Regions from separate parts of the Mus musculus genome. Here region 1 is linked to region 2. A link is a loop called in an ENCODE intact Hi-C map of the cell type or tissue named here. Cell type or tissue: heart. All regions are shown on one strand. Links, peaks and the distances in the headings refer to the core of each region. The heading gives the core; the rest is flanking DNA.

Region 1 (9,151 bases), core at 505-8,504, 140 kb before region 2:
ACACTGTGGCCGAACCTGGGCTCCAGGTCAGAGCTGGGCGTACTGTGGTGCCTTTTACACACAGTGAATGGGTGAATGAATGAATTAGTGAGTGAATGAATGAGCTCAGCCAATCTGTCCTTTAAATGGCAGAGGGCAGCCTGGGAAGTTGAAGGACTGGGCGGGAATCAGAGAGAGGCTGAGTAAAAGACTGAGCCCCTGGGGCAGGATCCAGGGAGGCCAGCAAGGCCCACATAAGGAATGGACACTGTTCATGGCCCAGTAAGCTTGGCTGTGACCTTGGCTGTGACACCCACTGCAATCCCCCCTCCCCGTGTCCCCCACGCCCACCCTCCATTTCCCACCCTCAGCTGCAGCAGGCAGCTTAAAGCCCCACAGAAGCCACATGCAGCACAGGGGAGGCAGGATCCACGTGTTTATTGCAGGAAGACAAGGTCTACGAGAGAACGGTACACAGACCCCACATGGGATGGGGCTCCCACATGCGGGGGGCAGGGGTGGGTCACAGCAAGCGAGGCCTGGCGGGGTCCCCAGCACCAGAGATGCCTGGGCAGGTTGGCCAGCAGCCAGGGTGGGCTCCGGCCTCCCCTGCCACCCAGCCCGGTTCTCCCCAGGATGGGCAAGGCCAGCCAGGAGAAGCCTGGGGTGGCCCAGAGATTGTGCTATCAGGGTGTGTCCCTGAGAAAGGGCTGTGACCCCCTGTCCAGCCAGGAGCCACTCCCGGGGCTTGGGAGCAGGTGGCAGCTGTGGGGGCCCTGGGCTGGCTAGAGGTCAGGGCTCAGCTATGCTCAGACTCAGGCTTCAGGCTGTGGCTCTCCCTGTGCCTGGCACACAGAAGGGAACACAGTGGGGTCCGGCCTACTTGGTCATCTGGCTTCAGCCTTCTTTCTGCTTCTCTGTCTCTTTGTGACCATGTCTTTGTCTCTCTTTATCTCCTTTATCTCTGTCTCTGTCTCTCTCTCACACTCTCTCACACTCTCTCTCTCCCTTCCAATACACACTCTCTCTCATTCTACCTCCCACTCTCCCTCCCTCTCACACATACACTCTATCTCTCTCACTCTTCCCCCACACACTCTCCCCCTTCACACACACACACTCACTCTCCCCCCTCTCTCTCCCTCTCTCTTTCTCGTCCCCACCCCAGAGGTTCCAGCTCACTCAGGCCACAGCCTGGTCTGTAGCCACTGTGAGGTGATGACCTCACACTGAGGCCTCTGTACTGCAGCTTTGTCACTTCTGAGCCAGGAGCCAGCTTGCCACAGCCTGGAACAGACCTGGTGCTCATCAGACAGGCCTGTGTCACCCACCCCTGAAAACACAGAGCCATACAGACACACCACAATGTCTAGGTGCCCCCCCCCACACACACACACGGCCACTTACACTGTGGTCTCACTAAGAACACAAAGTGGTGCAAGAACACCCCATCCCAAGACAGACACACACCCATCCACACACACAGGCACATAAACACAGAATTCTAAGTCACCCTCATCTGGGTGGGACACAGGCCCAGGAGCCACTCAAGTCTCCTGGACAGTCTCGCAGATACCACAGGGGCTCCGTAACTCAGGGCAGACATGGGGGACAGTCTCCAGAGTACACATGACCAGCAAAGAGGCTCAGATTCTGTCAGAGCCCTAGGGCAGCAGCCACTAGTCCTATCACCGCACACAGGGACTTTGCTGATAGACTCTCAGCTGGGCACCCCACCCTCAGCACCCCAAACCCCCAGTCGGGGTGGCTGTCGAGGTGCCACTGTGCCAAGGTCTCTATCTCAGCAGAAGGCTGGTGTCCAGGTGGGCAGTGTCCAGGCAGCCACTCCACACTCCAAGTTCAGGGTTCCAGTGTGCCTCCCCTGAAGGGACAGTCCTGGGCTTGTGCTGTGGGCGTCTGCTATTCCAGAGGTGGTACTCGGGGTGGCCAGGGCATTGCTGCAGGCCCTGTGTTTATTGCCTGGTGCCTGAGGCCCAGCCCTCGGGCCCATCCACCCTGGTGTGCAGACAGGAGAGGACAGGGGTGTTCTGGACCCAGGGAAGGCCACAGGTCAGAGGTCACGGGGAAAGGACAGGATCAGGTGAAAGAAATAAGATATTAGTGAAGGAAGATGAGGTCAATGGGCACTCCCCAGAGGTCACAGTGATAGAATGTGAGGGACAGGGACAGTGGGCATGGCTGGGCACACAGGGACAGAGATGGAGAGGCAAGGTAACCTCTCTGGGCCTGACTGGGATGAGCAGTTCCTTAGCCAGGTCCCTGTTTTCAGATCCACAGGGATCAAACCTCCAGTGTGTGGTTGTGGGGTGCAGATAGAATGGGGGTGGGGGAGCAAAGAGATATAGAGGGAGAGGTCTGCAAAGGATGAAGCTATGGAGGTGTGAAGAGGCAGGGATGGAGCCCAACCTTACTGTAGGCTGGTGGGGACAGGAAGAGGGAAGAGAGATGGAGGAGGGAGGGGCAAGGCAAAGGAAGGAAGGAGGGGGAGAAGGAGCAGGAGCAAAGAAGGGAGGAGCAGAGAGGAGGAGAGAGGAGGAGGTGGGGAGGAGAGGAATACTAAGAGGAGAGAGGAGGGAAGGGAGGAGGGAGGGGAGAAGGAGCCCGGGAGACTCAAGCTGGCTCTGGCGGGCTCACATGAGCGCGCACTTGCCCTTGATGCGGTCAGCCCTCTTCTGCTTGCTGGAGCGTTTGCCGTCCACGCTGAGGCTGACGCTCCGGCGCGTCTCGAGCGTCAGCAGCTCCTGGAACAGCTCCTTCACGTTGTAGTTCATCTTCGCTGAGGTTTCCATGAAGGCGCACTTCCACTCCTGTGCCACGGCCTGCGCCTCGCGCGTGTGCACCTCCCGCTGCGTCTCATCACACTTGTTCCCCACCAGCATGATGGGGATGTCCTCCACGCTGCCCTTGATCTGCACGATCAACTTGTAGATGGGGCTCAGCTCATCCAGCGACTGCTTGCTGGTCACCGAGAACACCAGGATAAAGGCGTGGCCCTTGGAGATGGACAGCCGCTGCATGGCCGGGAACTGGTGGCTGCCGGTGGTGTCCGTGATCTGCAGTGTGCACACGCTCTTGTCACAGCTGATCACCTGCCGGTACGTGTCCTCTATGGTAGGGATGTAGGTGTCACGAAACGTCCCCTTTACAAAGCGGAGCACCAGCGAGCTCTTGCCCACGCCGCCTGCGCCGAACACGACCACACGGTAGTCATTGCTCTGTTCTGGCATCTTCTCCGGAGCCGGCTTGGAGGACAGGGCCGGCAGCTAGAACCCCAGACCGACCCTGTTGGAGAAAGGACGGTGAAACATGTAAGGCCTTATGAGACCAGGATAGCTCCCTGTCCCAATGGCCGGGTCACAGTGGTGCTGGTCCTGCCTCCATGCCACCCAAGTATCTCCCAAGTGGTCCTCGCAGCTGCCCTGGCTGCCCTTTCTGACAAATATAAGGCCAGGAGTGCCCGGAGCAGAGGCCGGGCTGAGCCTGAGAGATGGTGCTGATGAGGCCAGGATGCAAAGACACTCAAGTCAGCACTCTGGGTCCCACCTCAGACCTGACTTCCACCCAGCCTCCAGCTCTGCACCAGTGTAAGCGCCTCACTCCCTGCATTTTGCCATCTTCCTGCCCCATCCTTATGTGTGAGAGAGAGACCCTGTCTCAAAAAAAAAAAAAAACAGGGTGGGTATTGAAAAGTCTGCTCTTGTGACTACAGCATGGGCTGTTCTCACAAAGACCTGATTCTGTTCCCAGCACGCACATGGCGGCTCACAACCACCAGGGATCTTACGCCCCCTTCTGGCCTCCGAAGGCACTGCACACATGTATTGTTCAGACTCACATAAACAGAAGGGAAAAATACATAGAAAAGAATCCCAGCCGGGCATGGTGGCGCACTCCTCTAATCTCAGCACTCAGGAGGCAGAGGCAGGTGTATTTCTGAGTTCGAGGCCAGCCTGGTCTACACAAAGTGAGTTCCAGGACAGCCAGAGTTACACAGAGAAACCCTGTCTCAAAAAAACCAAAACCAAAACCAAAAAAAAAAAAAAAAAAAAAAAAAAGAATCACATTGTGAAAAATCAGATGTGGTGGTACACAGCCATAATCCTAGAGCCAGGGAGCCTGAGGCAAGGGGTCAGTGAAGTATGGGCTACTCTGGGTTACAGAGTGAGATTCTGTCTAAAAAATACAACCTAGGGTCAGAGGCCAGTCTAGACTGAACATTGAGACCATGTCTCCAACAAAACAAAACAAAAACAACCAACCAACAAAAAAAAGCAACAAGAAAAACAAGACGGTAAGCAGATATCAGACCTGAAAACAACCATCACACAAACACAGTGCTTCAGCCCTACGTGTCCTGAAGACAGGCTTCCATCCTGGCCCTGGGAACCTGCCACATGAAACAGCCTCCTAACTGACTCTGACATTGAGGACATCCAGGAATCGCACGCGTAAATCCTGAAGCAGAGGTTCCTGGGACTCACAGCCCAGGCCAAGCCGAGAAAGCCTCGAAGCTAAGTGGGGGCTCCCTGTTCCCTATGCCCATGCCTTGGCTTCCTGCTCAGGCCACTGTGTTCTCAACAGAACTCCTGGCTGGGACAGGATTTCTCTCCTGTCTTTGCTCAGAGAAGTTCATGGCTCTCAGAGGGTCACACAGTATGAGGACTCCTAAATTAGGAGAGGTAGGGGAAGACTGTGTGGAGGGGACACTAGGGAGGTCTGTCCCCACTACTGCTGTCCCTTCCGATTCTTTTCCTCAGCATGGTTCACATATGGAGATGGTTGAGGACTCCCTGGAGTTAGACTTAGGGACTATGACACTGAAGGGGTGACTATGTCCTTGGGGTTCAGTTTTCTCTTTTATGGGATGGCACACACCTAGGCTTTGCCTGAGATAGAGAATCAGGAATATGGTTAGGGGTAAGTGCCTCAGGTCCAGCCTCCAAGGAGCCCCCGAAGTTATGGCAAGCTGGGGTTCCAGGGTGGGGACGAGCATCCCCCATGGGGTTTGAAGCCATATTCAAAATTATCGAATGTGCCTAAATAAAAGGAAAACACAACAACTGGAGCCAACACTAGTGACACCAGAAACTCTCGAGCTGGACACTTACTTGAAGTGTTCCAGCCCTCTACACAGGGTACTTCTTGGCCTGGGGAAGAGCTGGAGTGCTGGCGTGGGGATGCTCCCCAGCCCAGCAGTCTTAACATTTTTCTTGGTGGGTAATGGGAGGAGATGCATGGTGACCCCACCCTACTGCCCAGAGGGGATCTAAGGTGGCAAATGGAGGTGGGGCATGCACCCCTCAATGCAACTTCTTCTCGGTAGTGGGCACCAGGGGCTGCAGTGCCCAGTAGGGATGCCCACTAGATGGATGCTGAGGTTTGGGCCCCCTGACAAGGAGGGTCTTGTGCAATCCAGATCTCCCTCTTTTGGGGATCAGGGAGAGGGCCCTGAACTTGCAGTGGGACAAGCTCTGCTCAAGGTCACGCGTTCTAAGAGGTGGTATGACTCAGAGGGACTTAAAGCTGGGCCCTGCTCAGCTGCTGTGCCCAGGGGGCTCTGAGGTGCTTGGCCACACTGTCTGAGTCACCCAAGCCCTGGGCCAGCCTGCCCCAAACCTCTCAGTCCACAGAGCAGCACAGGGCAGGGCCCTGGGACCCTGAAGCCACCTCAGGTGCAAAAATCCAGGATGGCCTTGGCGGGGGAGAGTCTGGGGGCAGGGGCACTGACTAATGGGGGTGGCTGATTTAGGGGCTGCAGGCTAGGGGTATGATGATGAACGGGCAGTTTTAGGGACTCAAGGGAATGGGGCTTCCTGGGAGTCAGGGTCTCAGAGGAGGGAAGGAGTCTTGAGAGAGGGGCTTGGTCACGAGGGTGCAGAGCTCTGTGGGGGGCAGTGAAGGACCTGGGCCTCAGCGGGCAGTTCGCACAGGGTATGTATGAGGGGACCAGGGCCCAGAAGGTCCCAAGTGATGCTCTGCGTGGTCAGGTAGGGGTGGGGCGACCGGGAGCTGTCCATGGTGACCGCTGGACTCCCGGGGACAAGCAAAGCCTGGTGCGGTGGCCCGGGAGGGTGGGGCCGGAACAAAGGGATCATGGTGGTTTGGGGACCCCTCCCCACCCTCTGTGGCCGCGGCTGCCCCGCCGCCTACCTGGGCCGCTGTGGTCCCCGCCGCTGCGCTGCTGTCCGCGCCGCCGCAGTCCCGATGTCCCCGCCCCAGCTGCGCTCCGCCCCGCCCGCCCCGCCCGCCCCGCCTGCCAGGACCCGGGCCCGGGCAGCTGCAGCCCCAGGTCACCGCCAAGCCCGCCCTGGGTGTCCATCAGCAACCGGGGGCATGCAGAGCTCTGGGCATCGTGACACCCACACCCACGCATACCACGTGGCTACCTGTACCTTAGGGAACGCGGGTGGGTGACAGGGCCCATCGTGTGAGGTCCTGAAGACATGGTGACCAATAGTCAGGGGTCGCCCCAACTGCAAAAAGGGAGAACTGGAATTGGGGGGGGGGGGCAGAGTGATCCAGCGACGGGCAGAAGGAGGTGATGGAAGAGGGTGTGAGCTGAGTATATAAACCTTCATAGATTAAGATGTCAGCCACACCCGGGAGCCGGAGGCAGGAGAATGGCTATGAGTTTAAAGCCATTCTGAGATACAGAGTAGAGACCCCTATGGGAGAAGGAAGGAAGGGTTCGGGAAGAAGGGGAGAAAGAGAGGAATAAAAGACAAAACACTAAGAACCCTATTATTGGTGTTGTAGCTTGGAGGGCCAATCGATTCCTTGGCAGCTATGGGATCCATCCTGAGCGTGGCAGAGGCCCAGCCTGACATGTCGACTTCGCATCCCAACACTGGAGGCAGAGCAGGAGGACCAGGAGGTCAAGGTCAGCCTCTACATAGTTTCTGGAAAATGTGAGACCCTGCCTCAAACAAACAAAAAGAGGAAAAGAGAAAAAGACCCCCGATGTTCATCTGGTATGTGGTCTAGGGAAGCCATCTTGCCAAGCCTGCTGTCGCCCTGGCTCCACCCACACACTGCAAGGAAAACAGAACAAAAGTTTACTTTGTATCATTAAATATTGGGGCCAGTGAGAGCGCTCAGAAGGTAGAGGTGCTTTCTTCCAAGCCTGACAGCCTGGGTGGCTCCCTGAGACCCACGTGGTGAACAGAGAGACCCAGCTGAGAGACCCAGCTCTAACTAATTGTCCTCTGATTTCCACACACACAGAAACTGATAAAGAAAATGTCACTTAAATTTTGTTTTAATTTTTAGATTTATTTGTATTTTCTGTGTATGAATGCTTTGCCTGCATACCTGATGCCCTCAGACATCCAAAGAGGGCATCGGGTCCCCTGGAGCTGGAGTCACAAACAATTGAGAGCCAACATGCAGGTGCTGGGAATCGAACCTGGGTCCTCTGGAACAGTTGTTAATTAATGAGCCAGCTCTCTGAAGACTGATTTTAAAGTATCTTTGTTTGTGGTAGGGGCTTGCTCTGTAGACCAGGCTGGCCTCTTGCCTCTTCCACTTAGGCCAGCTAAAGGCCATCCTCTTCCCTCTCCTGGTCCCCCAGGCTCACCCACTCCTTCCCTGATCAGTTCTTTTGTTTTGTTTTGTTTTGTTTTTCGAGACAGGGTTTCTCTGTGTAGCCTTGGCTGTCCTGGAACTCACTTTGTAGACCAGGCTGGCCTTGAACTCAGAAATCTGCCTGCCTCTGCCTCCCAAGTGCTGGGACTAAAGGCGTGCGCCACCACCGCCCGGCTCCCTGCTCAGTTCTAACATGGCCCCTTCTCCTGGCGTTACAGCACAGCATGCCAACTTGGAGTCAGGATCTCCATGGCTGGCCTAGCTCTTTCTTTGCTATTTGTGCCCATTCATCCTAGGCTGCCTCAAGCTGTTGCCTGATGAATTTACCTCCTTCTTAGTCTGGCCCTGTGGGAGTCCTTCAGAAGGTGGCTCAGTCCCCCTACCCTGCCTCAAGATGGAGTCAGTCTAGTGGGAAGCCAGAGCTCTATTCTGGAAGACCCTGTCCTAAAAAAGTGCCCCAGGCTACAGCTTTACCTCACTCCCCCGAGTAGCTGGAAAGAAACCCATAATGAGGCCCTATTTCTTGAGTACTGAGAATTGGGATGGGAGTTTGGGGCTAGCAGGCAGGCTTCCTTTGTCTGTGATGGGTGCCTGGGTCCCCTGAGAGACTGGGGGAGCTCTCAGCACAGCTCTGACCAGCTCCCTGGCTTTCCTTCAGGCACCAGCCCAGGCTGACTCACTGGAAGGAGCCTGGCCACATGCTGATGCTATTTATAGATGCCAGGCCAGGCTCTAGGCATCAGGAGCCACTGAAGACAACCTTAGTTCCTGTCTCCCTCTTGCAGTAGCGCCTGTGTGGGGACACTGTACTCTGCCCTGCCTTGCTGAACTGGGCAAATCCGCAGGAACTGGGACTCAGGGACTTGAGACGAGTCAGCCTGCACTGCATTCTGAAGCGCTAGTCTGTCTGTCATGTCCCACACACCCATTGCCTCTTTTAAAAGCCATGCCTTGTCCCCAGCAGCAGAGGTGGATGAGGAAAGGCCTTTAAGAGGGTGGATCAGCCTGTAAAGTACGTACTTGCAAACACACAGAGTATGGATTCTCAGAACCCACACCCAAAGCTAGCGGGGTGGCTCAATCCTGCTGTGGTAGCATGGGGAGGGGCTGAGACAGGAGGATTCCTGCTGACCCAGTGGTCTAGATAAATCTTCCACTCCATGATACTGACACTGTGTCTTAAAAACCAAGGTGAGGCTTGGGGTTGGTTCAGCAGTTACAACACTGCCTGCTTTTGCAGAGGACACAAGGTTTTTTGTTTTTTTGGGTTTTTTTGTTTTTTGTTTTTCGAGACAGGGTTTCTCTGTATAGCCTTGGCTGTCCTGGAACTCACTCTGTAGACCAGGTTGGCCTCGAACTCAGAAATCCGCCTGCCACTGCCTCCCGAGTGCTGGGATTAAAGGTGAGGACACAGGTTTAATTCCCAGCCCCCACTTGGTGGCTCACAAACTATCTGTAACTCCAGTTCCAGAGGATCTGATGCCCTCTTCTGGCTTCCACAGGCACTGTGTGCATACACACACACACACACACACACACACACACACACACACACACACACACACCA
Region 2 (9,151 bases), core at 453-8,452:
AGGAGGTCAGCTGTCGCACCAGGTACAAAGCCACAGAGTAGCTCTGTGGACAGAGAGGCTGTGTCAGGGTGTCAGTCTGGGGTGATGTGGTGCTGGGCACAGGGTGGACCGGGTGAATGTGAGGCAGTTGGGTGCTGGGAGCAGGTGCTCACCTTGCCATAGTTGCCCCAGGTGACAGTAATGCGGTTGGTGGCCGAGGACAGATACATGAGGTGGGTAAGGTTGATGGGGCGGCAGGGCCTCTTAGGTTCCACACCAGGCTTGTTGGAGGGATAGTAGCCCTGTGGACAGAGCTGTGCTCAGCCCCGCAGGCCCATTCCTACCTTGTGTCTATGCCCCCGCCCCCAGGCTGCCTCACTCACCGGCACTGAGCAGTAGCTGTGGTTGACCTTCACAGCGATGTTGGGTGGGTATTGGTCCTCCTGCGGACAGCTGGTATCAGAGTAACAGATCCTGGGGAGACAACAGGTCATGAGCTGTGAAGGCACAGGAGGGCTATGGGGACCCAGGACTCAGGGGTATTAGGGAAGCCTGGGCAATGAGAGCAGGGGCAGGCGGGGCCAGGGCTGCTCGTACCTCAGCACCACCTGCACAGCTTTCACTCCAGGCTGCAGCTCCCTGTGGGCAGGGCAAGAGCAGGAGTCAGTTGCAGCACAGACCACCCAGGAGCCCTTTGCACGGTCACCAGCTAAGTGGTCACAGAACCCAACCACCCTAGCCTGACCTCTGCCTTGACAAATGGGGCAGGGACAGCTCAGGATCACAGAAGGTTCACCCACATCCACCGAACCCAAGGGACCCTGGGTTCCATCTGATGACATGTGTGCCTGGGGAGTTCTTGAGCCTGCTGGGCCCCACCTGGAGTTGCGGATCATCTCCACCTGCCGAGGTGTTAGCGCGAAGATGCATGGGCTCTCTTGCAGCTTCTCTGCACTCTGTGGGACTGAACACACGTGGGTCAGGTAGCCTGGCTGAACAGAGGCCAACCCTCTTCACCTGAGATTTCAGTGACATGTACTGGCCTCACCCATTCTGGGTCCCTCTGGAGCCAGGTATCCCAAAGGTAGAGGGGTAGCCACCTGTATCTGCAGGCCACCGTCTCGTCTGCACCCAGGTCCAGTCTCCAAAAGAGAATGCTGGCCTACTATGCAGGAGCCCAGGGAGGGCTCTTATGTCATGTGCATGTTTAACAGCAATGCCTTGCGATGCAGCCTCAGCAGCCCTCTGAGGGAGAGGAGGCGGCGGTGGTGCAGGCACCTGCCACCCCAGTGTGCAGGAGGCTCAAGCAGAAGGATCTTGGGTTCAAAAACCAGCCTGGACTCCTGGGTGAGTCTGCAGCCTGAGGACACAGCAGTGGGGAACAGGCTGATAGCTCCACCCAGCTCTGCAAAACCAACCACCATCCCTGTCAGGGAACACTGTCTGTCCAGCCACAAGACCCCATTCACAATAGCAGCTAAGACTAGGTGCAACTGGCCTGGAACCTTCTGACCCACAGGCTGTGGTGCCTGTGCCACACAATGAGTATAGGCAGACTTTGAACTAGGGGAGTGGAGTGGCTGGGTTGAGGAGTTATCACCCCTGCAGCCAGCCCAGCATCATGTATACAAAGAGCCCATGGGTCCCTGGGTGAGAGTAGGCTGCATGCAGCAATGCTGCAGGACCCGAGGGCAGAGCTGGAGCTCAGGGCCACCTGGGCACACTCAGATATGCCTACCCGGAGTAGGCACCCTGAAGGAGGTGGGGTGAGCCCAGCAGGGCCATGGCAGCCATGAGCTGACAGTGGCTGGGTAGGAGGTAGAGGCCCATTCACCCTCCCTGGGGGTGGGGAGGGGGTAGGGGAGGTTTCTATTCTGTGAGGGATGGGCATCAGGCAAGACCCAGGCTGCCCAGTGAGCACACTGCTGTCTAGGGTCCCATACCCCAGCAACCAGCTGAGGCTTGTCCTACCCTATGCTGCTGGAGAGGGCCACAGGGTGTTCCCCAAGCCAGTGCCTCTGTCATGGCTATTAGTCCCTTGGAGCAGCCCTTCCCCACCCTTGTATGTGAGGGTGGAGCCTCTACGGCAGCACCAGCCATGAACTGAACTTTTCCTCAGCAGCCTCATCACACCTGCCCAGCCTTCCCAGACTTATGGCCTTTGCACCCACTGTAGCTCTCACTTTATAGCCCAGGCTGGCCCTGAACCTGCAACCCTCCTCCTGGACATAAGAGAAGAGCTCTGTAGGTCCTGTCACCATTCCCTCCTCCAGTACATTATTGATACTCATGTCTATCCTATACAACAGTGTCTGAGGGCCAGGCGTGGTGGCCCACACTATAATCCCATCACATAGGAGGAAGAGGCAGCGGATCTCTGTGAGTTCCAGGGCAGCCTGGTCTATAGAGCCAGTCTAGGACAGCCAGAGCTACACAGAGAAACCCTGTCTCAAAAAAACAAAACTGGCCGGGCGTGGTGGCGCACGCCTTTAATCCCAGCACTTGGGAGGTAGAGGCAGGTGGATTTTTGAGTTCGAGGCCAGCCTGGTCTATAGAGCAAGTTTCAGGACAGCCAGGACTACACAGAGAAACCCTGTCTCGAAAAACCAAAAAAAAAAAAAAAAAAAAAAAAAAAAAAAACAAAACTGTACACTGTAGGCTGCTTGGGAGTGAGGTGGATAAGGCAGAGTTCAAGGACAGCCTAGGTTATATACACAGCAGCCCTGCTCTGCCTGCCTCCCTCCCTCTCAACCACTCTCAGTTTCTCTCTGGGCCTCTGCAGCAAGGGCCATAGCTGGAGGCCCACCCCATGGACCTACACATAGACAGGGCAAGCACAGACACTGTGCGGGAAGTTGCAGACTGCCTCTGCCTGAGGCGGGGCAACCACCAAGGTCCAACAGGGCAGGTAGGAGACTGGACAAGACACTCAGGGCCATGGAAGGTGCTGCCCAGGATCTTCACAGTCATGTGGTCCCTCTTAGTCTTATGCACTCCAGGGTGGAGGCGGAGATAGATGCAGGACCACCCAGGACCACCTTTGGGTATCCCTGACACAACCATGACACAACGACACTATTGTCACCTCAGGCTCAGGCAGCCTAGCCAGGGGCTACAGGTGATAGGTGCCCTCCTCACCATACGGTCTCTCTCTGTAGTCCTGACTGTCCTGGAACTCACTCTGTAGACCAGGCTGGCCTCCAACTCAAGAGATCTGCCTGCCTCTGCCTCTTGAGTACTCGACTAAAAGCATGCCACCGCCACCTAGCTAAGGTGATGGGTGTTTAATGCAGGCTTAGCTGGGTGCACTAGGAATGCCAAGGCAAACAGTGGGGGCCCAATCTGCTTCAGACAAGCCATTGCAGTGACATGATGGGCTTGTGCCACCCAGCTACTACCAGGTCCAGTTCCAAACAGCCACTCTAGCCTACCACAAAGGTCCTGAGTCGGGGGGAGGGGGGTCGGCATGGGGAACACTGAGAGGAAGAGCAGCACTCAGTTCCACTGTGGGACTCACAGCTAGGTGGGGATGCAGCTGGGCAGAGGACCACAGCCTGTGCCACTGGGGTAGGCAAGACCAGTGCAAGGGCTGCCCCAAATCCGTGGCCTGAACCAGTCAAGCCCAGTCTGGGTATGAGACAGACAGCAAGGGGGATGGCAGATGGAGTGCCTGCCTACCAGCCCAGCAGGGGGAGGGAGAGAAAGGACCTGGGGGTAAAGATCATTTTAGGTTATAGAACAAGTTAGGCCAGCCTGGGCTACCTGAAACAATGCCTCAAAATATCACAAAAAACAACACCCCAAAGAAAGAGCAACAGACAAAGGCAGTGTCGAAGCCAGCTATGGTGCAGATATCATATGGGTAATTGGGGTGTTCCCTTAAAGACGAACAGGGACCAAAGGCCTGGGGTGGATAACGAGTCAGTGTGGGAGGCTGAGGTGTAGCCTATGCAAAGGCCCTGCAAACAGAGCCAGGCTGGCTTTCCCAGTGTCCTCTGAGAATGCCACAGGGTGGCCCTCTGATCCTAGCACTGTAGGAGCGGAAGCTAGAGGATCACAAGTTCCGGACCAGCTTGGGCTACACTGTGAGCCTGCCTCAAAAACTGCATCAGCGAAACAAGTAACATAGCAGGCTTCCCCAGCAGCCGGGGAGCTAAGACACGTAAGACACATGGGCAGCAAAAGGAGGTAGCAGTGGCTAAAGAGGCTGACATCCCATGGCCCCTAAGGTCACAGGTCCCCCAGCCCAGCCCTGGTCCTGTCCTCAGGTCCAGGCCCCCCATCACTCCTTACTCCCACAACAGCTTCATTCCATCTACATGACCCACAGGAGCCCCAATGAAGCCTCCTCTCACAGGAAGCCCTCCAGCTGCTCAAAGGACACACAGCCCTCGGGTAGGAGTCACCAGCTCCATGGCAGCCGACATCTCCTTCTCCACCGGTTCCTAAACCATCCTCACTTCTGCCTGGGCCCTCAGATCTCGAGTCCTAGGTCAGTTCTGCTGTGGTCAGCAACTGTTACCTACTTGGGTCTGCCTTGCATGGAAGTAAGGGAGAAACCAACATGGAATCCCAGACAGACATGGGTACAGGGCACAGCCTGGTGGGAAAGGAGGTCAGCCTGGGAGGGCTACGAGCTCAGGAGGCTGTGTGTCCTTGGGTGAGTGCCTGGCTCTCTCTGGTTACTAGCCCTCTTAGAGGGTCTGTCAGTACACTCTGGACTGCAGCTGGTGTCCCCTTCCCTTTTCCCCTCCCCCTCCGGGTGCTCAGGTGATTTATGGGTTCAGTCTGCCTGGTGCAGACTAAGCGGTACGCTCTTCCAGAGAATCCTATAGTATCATGGGGCTCATTCTGGCCTGGGAAAGAGGCTGGCCACTGTGAACTGGCATCACAGGGCTCATGCCGGGGATGTGAAATTCTGGGTTTTGAGCTTGAGAGATCATGGCCTTAGATCCAGGATCAGCACTCTTATCCAGCAGTCCCTCGAGGTGTGGGGACCCAGGAAAGGGGGTACCCTGGTGAGAAGGCAGACCAACAGGCTAGACCTCTTTGTTCAAGCTGCTGGTAGACAGGGGAGCATGCTCTCCTGGAGATCAGGTGACCGAGGTCCCAGGGGAGAAGGGCACAGTGATGCATTGTGGGGCGGAGTGACTGCTGGCTTGCTCTGCAGGAAGGAAGCCCTGTCATGCAGGCTGGGAGGCCAGGGGGCCAACCTCCTGATGTCTTCCTCAAGATGACACCCAGTCAACTTGACCCCAAGGCTCCCAAGGGCTGTGGAGACCTTCAGGGAGGCAGCTTGTGGCACTCGGAGCATGACAGGAAGGGCAGAGTAGGCAGGTTAGGGGGCTCTGCCTCCAACCCCCATCAGCACCAAGGGTTTTCAAAAGGGGTGGGACTATAGGTCAGGGGTGGAGCCTCAGTAAGGGGCGGGGCCTCTGATCACAGGAAAAAGTCCACACCATAGGGCACAACCACTGCTGCCTGCTACCCTTCCTCAGGCACCCCCAGCAGCCCCAATTTAAACATAGTGCCCCAAGTCCCAGGATAAGAGGGACATAGCCTTGCTACAGTAGTAGAGTGCTACCCAGGGAAGATAGTCAAGTTGGAATGGAAGTGGGGAGGCCCCTGAGTACCATGTGGGGTTGACAGAGGAACTGCTCATCTCGCAGCCTGCCTCGAGTACTGGGGCCCAACCTTTAGGCTTTACACAGAGACAGACAGGAGGGAGAATAGGGGACCAGGGTGTCTGGAGAACCTGAGAGAGTCCCAGGTCCTAGATGTGGCCCATTAGGACCTGCCAGGTGCACAGCTCAGGGCAGCATCTGTGGCCACAACCCCACTCCACACTGCACGTGGAAGGTCAGGTGCTGCAGAGGGCTTGGAGGCTATCTGTGCCTCAACAGAGAAGATGGGGGTCTGACCAGTCTACACTTCCTGATAACTTGGAACTTACATCTATTTTTCTTTCTTTCTTTTTTTTTTTTTTTTAGCTCAGGTTGGCCTCAAACTCATTGTATAACTGAGGAAAGCCTTGAACTCCCTTCCAAATAACCGAAATGAGCCACTAGGCCTAGCTTTTTTTTTTTTCTTTTAAAAATCAGGGTCTGGGGGTTGGGGATTTAGCTCAGTGGTAGAGTGCTTGCCTAGCAAGTGTAAGGCCCTGGGTTCGGTCCTCAGCTCTGAAAAAAAAAAAAAAAATTTAGGGTCTGGCTGGGCAGTCGTGGTGCACGCCTTTAATCCTAGCACTTGGGAGGCAGAGGCAGGCGGATTTCTGAGTTTGAAGGCAGCCTGGTCTACAGAGTGAGTTCCAGGACAGCCAGGGCTACACAGAGAAAGCCTGTCTTGAAAAAAAACAAGGGAAAAACAAAAACAAAAACAAAAACAAAAACAAAAAAATTCAGGATCTATTTGCCCAGGCTAGACTCAAAATCATGGCTCCTCTTGCCTCAGCTGACTAAGTGGGGGATGAGAGGTCAAGCATGCTAGTGAATGCTCAGCTCACTGTTCAACCTATACCCTCAGCCATACCCTCAGCAGAGTCTTAGTCTGTAGCCCAGTCTAACCCAAAACTCACCTTCCTCCTGCCTTAGCCACTAAGTGATGAAAAGGCCAGTATGTGCTGCCCTGCCACCCGTGTCACGTGTTTGAAGCTGTTAGGTTTGGGGTGGCTGGTCATGGGGCACAGTGCTGAGCCTGCTTTGGGGATCTGCTGGGCGATACCCACCACTCACCCAGTTCAGTGGGCTTCAGCAATTCGTCCAGCATGTTGAAGAAGGGGAGCTTAACCAGGCGTACCTCCGGCTTAAGGGTCTTGGTGGGCAGGCGCCCCAGTCCATTCAAGTACTTCCCGTACAGCACGGGGTAGTCCACGGTGGGCCCTGACAGGGGAGTCCTGGGCATGGAGTGTAGTGCCAGGGGATCCAGGGGCCGTGGTGCCTGTGGGCCGGGCTCTGCACTCTTCTTGGCATAGCGAGTCTCATACAGCTCTTTGATCTTCTTGAAAAGCTCTGGGCTACAGTCGAACTGCACCAGCTGCAAGGCCCTGGTCACCAGTTCGTGCTTCAGCCCACTCTTGCTCCGGCCTACAAAGCCCAGCAGCATCTGCAGGTCTGATACTCGGAAGCTCATCACCATGTTCTGCAAAGGGGAACCACAGCGGCTCTCAGGGGTGTGATCCTCTAATCTGTGTGTCCCCTTACCCTCAGCTCCCTGTGGCAGCCACCAAAATCCTGCTTCCTATGAGTGCTGTCCCAGACTAGGTATGGCCTGCTAGTCTCAGGCCCCTGGGCACTATGGTCTGAGACAGGTCTTCCAGTAAGGCATCCTGGACCCTGCCCTTGGTTTTCAGTCAACCACCAGGGTACCCAGGAACAGAATGGGCCCACATGAGAACAGCTAGTCTCTGAAACCAAACAGAGCAGTGACCAAGCTAATGACACAGTGACACAGATGGGAAGGCCTAGGAATGAACCTATGGGGTACTTCAAGCAAAAAGAAACCAACCAGAGCACAAGGGGACTCCAGAGCACGACCCAGGCCCTCAGGCAGGCTGCTTGCACTCATGACAGCTGATACCTGGGCATGGCACGTCCCCACAGATGGAAGGACCAAGCATCCGTGAGACACAGGCCAGTTGGGCCTGGGGCCTCTTGTGTTAAGTCCTGATGCTGGCCTCCACTGAATGAAAAGTAGAAAGGGACCTCCACAGGGCTGGGACACATACCCGAAGTGTCAAAGCCCACCTGACCAGCCCAGGGGTCATCATCCCACTGGATGTTCACCTGCTGAGTCCCTACGAGGAAGCTCCAAAAAACACCAGAGACTTGGGGTGCCAGATACTTCAGCATGACTTAAGTACTCCCAGTATGACAGGGTGGGCTCAAGTTTGGCCTGGTGGCTACCAGGCTTCCCAGATCTCTAGAGGATTGTAGGGAAGCCCCAACTCTTCAGGGACTCTAGGGTATGCGGCCCTTGGGCACTCCCAATGTGGCCTTCACTTCCTACCGCATGCAGAGACAAACAGCACACAGCACATTTATACTCAAATCCTCACAACTCAGGAGAGAGGCACAGTGAGGTAGGTGCCCTCGAAGGTCCAGCTAAAGTCAGAGAGCTTTGCAGCTCCAATGGTAATCACGGAGTTCCACCACCCAGGACTGATGGCAAGCGTCTGAGCAGCCAGGTCGCTGCCATATGGTCTGGGTCAGGTTTCTCAGCAGCTGCTATGGCCTGAGCAGCCTGCTGGAGAACAGCAGGGCATGGGGACAGACGCACAGGAAGAAGCCTCCATCCATCACCCGGAGTGTATTTCCCGCCCTGGCACAGACTACCAGGGCCGAGTTTATAAACAGCATCAGCACCATGACTTCTGGAGATTCAGCTTGGGGTGTGATGTGGAGTGACAACCCAAACACAGAGAGAGAAGTGGCTGTACTTAGCTGTGACACTAGCCTAGGCTCTTTAGAAAGCTGAGATGCCCAACACAGGGGCAAAGGACGAAGGCTTGGCCCCAAGCCTGCTGCAGGCACCATTCACCCACAGGATGATGGAGCATGGTCCATTCATCCACAAACACCACAATCTCGCTTCCTGGAAACCCCAGGATGCCTCAAAAGACAGAATCTCTGGCCTGTTGGGACAGATTGGAGGAAAGCTACCAGAAAAGTGGAGGTATTGCTATCATTCTTAAAACACTGTGAGGGGCCATGACAGGAGTCCTCTGGACCATTTCAGAGTTTCAAAGAAGAGTCAAGTTCACCTAACTAAGGTGGAGGTGGAGGTCTAGGGGGCAGAGAGTCAAGTAGAGGTCATCAGCTTTTATTTAAAGAATCTAGACCGCAAAGAAGCAATCGCAGCCCTTCTCACTGAGGGGGGATGAAGGTACAGAGTCTTTGGCCTCACCCCAATGTTCTAGGATGGTACAAGGGGGACTTCAAGGAGTAAAACTGTGTTCCAGCCGGGCGTGGTGGCCCACACCTTTAATCCTAGCACTTGGGAGGCAGAGGCAGGCGATTTTCTGAATTCAAGGCCAGCCTGGTCTACAGAGTGAGTTCCAGGACAGCCAGGGCTACACAGAGAAACTCTTTCTCAAAAAAACCAAATAAAAAACAAAAAAAACTCCTGCGTTCCAGATCATAGTTTACATATCTCCATCTCAAAGTTCTGTTTCCCA

The links. Hi-C counts contacts between places; a loop is a spot of excess contacts. Peaks named below come from ENCODE experiments on the same cell type or tissue, not always from the same donor. Only the 100,000 strongest peaks of a DNase experiment are listed, where the experiment ranks them.
Region 1: a loop joins it to region 2, with 2.0 times the contacts of the local background. A loop is called at or near these places in 5 of 42 quality-filtered maps.

Annotation. Positions count from the first base shown.
Region 1 is chr10:81,019,189-81,028,339 of GRCm38, forward strand. Diras1 (DIRAS family, GTP-binding RAS-like 1) reads right to left here and starts at 6,189. Exons shown (of 2, transcript NM_145217.2): 1 at 6,151-6,189; 2 at 402-3,282. The coding sequence starts at 3,227. The coding sequence ends at 2,631. In heart, for the core only: a CTCF peak has its summit at 3,796 (motif pointing left); DNase peaks (open chromatin) are centred at 625 and 8,303; H3K4me3 peaks cover 1,414 bases; H3K27ac peaks cover 646 bases; H3K27me3 peaks cover 5,704 bases.
Region 2 is chr10:81,157,075-81,166,225 of GRCm38, forward strand. It overlaps Pias4 (protein inhibitor of activated STAT 4), which reads right to left. Exons shown (of 11, transcript NM_021501.4): 2 at 6,711-7,116; 3 at 859-943; 4 at 577-618; 5 at 363-453; 6 at 153-281; 7 at 1-43. Among named protein-coding and RNA genes, the nearest start is that of Pias4, 6.1 kb to the right of the region's middle. In heart, for the core only: no CTCF peak of the experiment used is centred there; DNase peaks (open chromatin) are centred at 3,984 and 5,107; H3K4me3 peaks cover 660 bases; H3K27ac peaks cover 215 bases.